2 separate regions of the Homo sapiens genome follow, and region 2 is linked to region 1. Evidence: read pairs that join two places in POLR2A ChIA-PET (ENCODE). Cell type or tissue: Panc1. All regions are shown on one strand.

What was found. ChIA-PET counts read pairs that join two places held together with the same protein. Peaks named below come from ENCODE experiments on the same cell type or tissue, not always from the same donor. Only the 100,000 strongest peaks of a DNase experiment are listed, where the experiment ranks them.
Region 2: POLR2A ChIA-PET joins it to region 1 with 6 read pairs; 3 of 35 experiments call an interaction of 5 or more read pairs at or near these places.

Annotation. Positions count from the first base shown.
Region 1 is chr7:3,471,789-3,474,288 of GRCh38, forward strand. All of the region lies in intron 1 of SDK1 (sidekick cell adhesion molecule 1), which reads left to right. Among named protein-coding and RNA genes, the nearest start is that of SDK1-AS1, 120 kb to the left of the region's middle. In Panc1, no CTCF peak of the experiment used is centred here; no DNase peak of the experiment used is centred here; H3K27ac peaks cover 1,119 bases.
Region 2 is chr7:3,573,517-3,576,016 of GRCh38, forward strand. All of the region lies in intron 1 of SDK1 (sidekick cell adhesion molecule 1), which reads left to right. Among named protein-coding and RNA genes, the nearest start is that of SDK1-AS1, 220 kb to the left of the region's middle. In Panc1, no CTCF peak of the experiment used is centred here; no DNase peak of the experiment used is centred here; H3K27ac peaks cover 1,404 bases.

The sequences.
Region 1 (2,500 bases):
TTTTCTGTTCTTAAAAGTTGCCTGGTTATAGTAGTTTAAAACACTCTTTGGGACTTTATCCATTGAACTTCAATGTTCTCTGAAACAAATATTGAAGTGTTTTGCATTTGATTTTGAGGAAAGGTTTATTTTCCTTTTGAAAATAATCAAACTCTTTAAGTTGTTCCTAACCATAGTCACTTTTACTTGAAGGATGCATTATAGTCTTGAGCATTTTTTCACTTTTGTAATCGGTATGACCCTCTTGTGTTTTTGCTGATGAGATGGTAGCAGTGCTGTGGTATTGTTTGCAGGTCCTTTCTTATCCTTTATCTGTGTCTCCTTCCCACTGTGTTGTGGGTTGGTAAATGCATAGTTCCCTCCATTACTTTTTCATGGCTGAAGGGATTGTAAATATTGTTTTGCATTTCTAGTTTTTTTAGATGTCCATAGAATTCCATCTTTAGCCATAGTGCTTTTATAATTTTGTAATACCTTTGACTAGCTGGGGAGGGGGTATAGATAACAGTTTAGTTTCCACATATTACTCATTTTGTGCAATTTTATTGTGCTTCTGATATATGCCCAGTATGCTATTAGGTGCTGTGAAGGAAATGGAAAAAAAATTAGTAATTTTTCCTGCCTGAAGAGGTTTACGATCTAATTAGAGGGACAAGGCTAACTAAAAAGTTAGAAAACAATACATGGTGAAGATAATGTGTTAAGATATGTTTTAAAAGAACAAATTTATGAGATTATTATGGGTGTATCTTAATAGAATAATTATAACTGATAATAGCTGGTTCTACATTTAGGTAAAAATGATTACTTCCCTATGTCAAGGCCTGAAATACACAGGATGTTACATTTTGAATTTTAAAACAAATCAGTATCTCATTAAACTTTATGGAACACCATGAAACTTTCAAAATTTAGAACTTTAACCTAGATTACTGAATTTGCATTTGAAGACACTGAGGCCAGTGACGTCCTGGAGTTTCAGGTCTGGCTAACAGTACCAGCATGAGAACATAGGGTAACAGCAAGTTGCTTGCCGTAGTTTTAGGTCTGGCTTACAGTACCAGCATGAGAACATGGGGTAACAGTCAGGGGCTTCTGAGTAGTTGGCCGCAGGAGGTAAAGCTAGTAAGCACTGCTAACATAATAAAATGAAAGGCATTGCACACAGACCAGTGGTCTGCTATTTGACCCTTTCCCTTCCTCCTCTTCTTTTTCCCCATTTTCCTTTTGCTGCTCTTCTTCCGCCATCATCATCAGCATCCTGACATTTGCATGGCTTCTTACGATTTTGAAATTGTTTTCATATGTACACATTTACCGGAGCATCACAACAGCCTTGTGAGGAAGGTCAGCATTGACTCTGATTGAAGATGAGAAAACACACCTGCAAACCAGTGAACTAATTTACAAGAGTAAATGGAGCAGGACCTCAAACCCAAATTTCCTACTCCAAGCCTTTCACTGTACACACTGCCTCTTAGAAGGCTGGTTCCACCCCAAATCCTTTCCCAAACTGGGGAATCAATTAGAAGAACAGGTAGAAAACAAGGAGTGAAGTTGTGTTCAAATGCTTACAATAATTACTTGGCTTGTACCTTTTAAAATACTTTATAGATTTACTTCTTCAATAATCCTTGTAGATGTGTGTTTAGTGTATTGTTAGGAATTGTATAGCATTTACAAAAGTCTAGGCTGGTTTAAACCAGTAGTTTGTGGAGCTTTTAAACCCTGAGAGACCAGCCTCTAGATAGGACTCTTGCAGTATGTGGGACGTTGGCTGTCCTAAATGACCTCCAAAAAGGCCTTTTAAATCTACTCCTTGCTTCCATGTGCTTTATTCATGACTACCTTTTATTTCCTGGGTCCAGGTACTAATACATCTTGAATTATTTTTTTTTTTCCATTTTATCTTTCTAGTTACCTTCCTTCTACTTCTTGCTGCTGCCTCCTACACAGAGCCCTGGCTCCCACAGTAGGTTAATATGTGTAATAATGTTCAGGGAGTGTGATGAACATGAGCTGAAAATTTTAGACCACCGTATGGTCTGCCTATATTTTTCTAATTTTTTTTTCCTCTCCAAATTCGCGTATGTTCCTAGCTACCACAGCAGTGAAGGGTAGTGGAAGGAATGTGGACTTTGGAGCCCAAATAGTTTGGGCTGAAAGACCAATCCTTTCAGGCTCAAATGCCTCGATATTTTTGGACATCCACCTTTAACCTGTAAAATGAGGGTAGCTGCCTGCCATGTGGTATCATGCGCCTGTCCCTTTACCTGTCAACTTGACATCTCTACCAGATGGTGTTTTTTTTTTTTTTTTTTTTTTTTTTTTTTTGAGACCGTGTCTCTCTGTTGCCCAGGCTGGGGCGCGGTGGCTCAATCTCGGCTCACTGCAACCTCTGCCTCCTGGGTTCAAACAGTTCTCCTGCCTCAGCCTCCCAAGTAGTGGTGGCGTGCGCCACCACGACCAGCTAATTTTTGTATTTTTAGTAGAGACGGGG
Region 2 (2,500 bases), 100 kb after region 1:
AAACAACAGCCTCCACGTGTGCACCTCGGGAAGAAGTGAGTCACAGTCTTCTCAGTCACACCCAGCACCTGCTTAATGGCCACTTCTTCCAGAGCCAGCCTTTGAATATGAAAAAACAATAATCAAATGATCTTCTTCCCAGGAGTTGAGTCGGTACTCCTGATTAGCTCAGGGCCAACACTAAAACTAGAAAGCTGGAGGCTTTCTGGGAGCCAGGCTGCGTGGTGGCTGATGTGGCCACATAACATTGTGATTTTTGACCCTTCCTTTTCTAAGTCATGCTGAGAACCCTTGAAGCCCCCTGCTGTTCTTCTGTTTTCCATTTTCTCCTTCCAGTACTCATTAAAAAATAAATAAATAAACTGAATGTGTAATTAAGCACTATGTTTTGTGTCCTTTTTATGACAGGTTCATCAATTCTACATGCATTTACTGAATGCTTACTAAAGGCAGGGCTGTATTTTACATATCATTCTTTGTGAAGCTACTGTTTTCACTTCGGTTCTGCAGATAGGTTGGGTGTTGAAGAATTTGTAGCTGAGGATAGACTTTGCCTCTGCAGCTATCCTTCCTGATCAGACTAGACATATACCTGATTTTTTTTTTCTTTTTTTTTTTGAGATGGAGCCTCACTCTGTCACCTGGGCTAGAGTGCAGTGGCACAATCTCGGCTCACTGCAACCTCCACCTCCTAGATTCAAGCAATTCTCCTGTCTCAGCCTCCCGAGCAGCTGGGATTGCAGGCGCCTGCCACCATGCCCAGCTAATTTTTTGTATTTTTAGTAGAGACAGGGTTTCACCATGTTGGCCAGGCTGGTTTCGAACTCCTGACCTCATGATTCGCCCGCCTCAGCTTCCCAAAGTGCTGGGATTACAGGCATGAGCCACCGTGCCCGGCTCACATACCTCATTTGACCCTGTGGTGTGAAGTTGCTATTCCTACTGTTGTTAACTGATGGCAGAACGTAGGTTTAAGGTAACCAACGGGGCTAGCATGCTTGTTGCTGAAGTATATGAATGCGGGAAAAACTCCTGGCCTCCCCACTATGCCCTTGGCTCTGGTCAGTGCTGGGTGCAGCGTGCCTGCCATTTGCAAAGCAAAACCTGTAATCCCAGTCCGCATCATTCCCCTCCACGCATACATTTTATGCAGCTAAAGTAGTGTATAAAGTAGCTGATGGAATACTGTACTGCCTGGCTTCTTGAAATTTAGAAGGAAAACATTTCATTTAAAGTTACGAAACAAACCAACTACTCAAAGGCAGAAATAAGGAGACAGATGATGAAAGGTGACAGAAACTTGACTGATATGACCATGTTAGAATTACAGAATTAAGAAGAGAAGTACCAATTTTACAAATTACACGAAAGGCATTTTCTCTGAGTTGTAGAAAGTGAGTGTGAGCTGTTGTGTGGGAGCCTCTTGGTAGCTGTGAAGTACGGGTAGTCATGTCTGGAGTTACCCTTTCTGCCCCACTTCCAGTTGCTGGAATCATCACAGCCTCCCATTCCTGTGCAGCCTAAAGAATGCCTCCTTTGCCTCTTACAAGACAGATTCTTACGTTGAAGTTGACATCTGCCACCTGACTGCCATAACCAAATACCCTAGACTGGGTGGTTTAAGGCTGGGAAATCAGAGTTCAAAGTGCCACCAGCTGAGTTTCTGGTGAGGGCTCCCTTCTTGGCTTTTGTAGGTGGCTGCCTTCTTTCTGTGTCCTCACATGCCTTTGCTTGGTGCATGCATGTGGGAAAAGGGAGACAGCACGCATGAATTCTCTGGTGTCTCTTCTTGTAAGGGCACCAATTCCATCATGAGGGCCCCTCCCTTAGGACTTCTTCTAACCCTTATTATAATGCCTCCCAAAGGTCCTATCTCCAAAGGCCATCACATCAGGGGTTAGGGCATCAAACGAATGAATTTTGGGGGGACACAAACATCAGTCCCTAAGAACATCTAATTTGATGTTTTTATTTAAGCTAAAAGAATGCATTTTAACATTTTCGGGTTGGGGTGAGGGGGGACACCCACATTGGCTGTAGATAGTGCTTTTTGCTGGGTTTTGATTTTTCAGGATGAGGGAAAATCGATCTAGAGAGAAACAATGAAATTTCATTAAGAACTTCAAAGGGACTGTCTTCATAAAGGCAATAGATGTGTTTAGAGAAGGTTTGGGGGATCAACTTATAAAGAGCATTCAAACTCTTCATTTTTTTTGTTCTCCCAGATTTATGGGAATGTAGTAGAAACAGGCTTCCCAGTCTATCATGTGTCATTGAAACGCAAAACACAATAGCGTTTGTCTTGTTACAAACCAGGAGGCTGTAAATCTATTATTTATTTTTTATTAAAGGTGCAAGTTCCAGAGTGAGGCTCATGAATAGCCCAGAGAAATAGGAGATGAAGCCTTTCATCTCTGTTCTGTTCTTCCCCATGTGAGCCAGGTCACCAGTGATTGAATGGGCTTTCTGCTCTTGTGAAATATGTTTGTTTACCTGGACT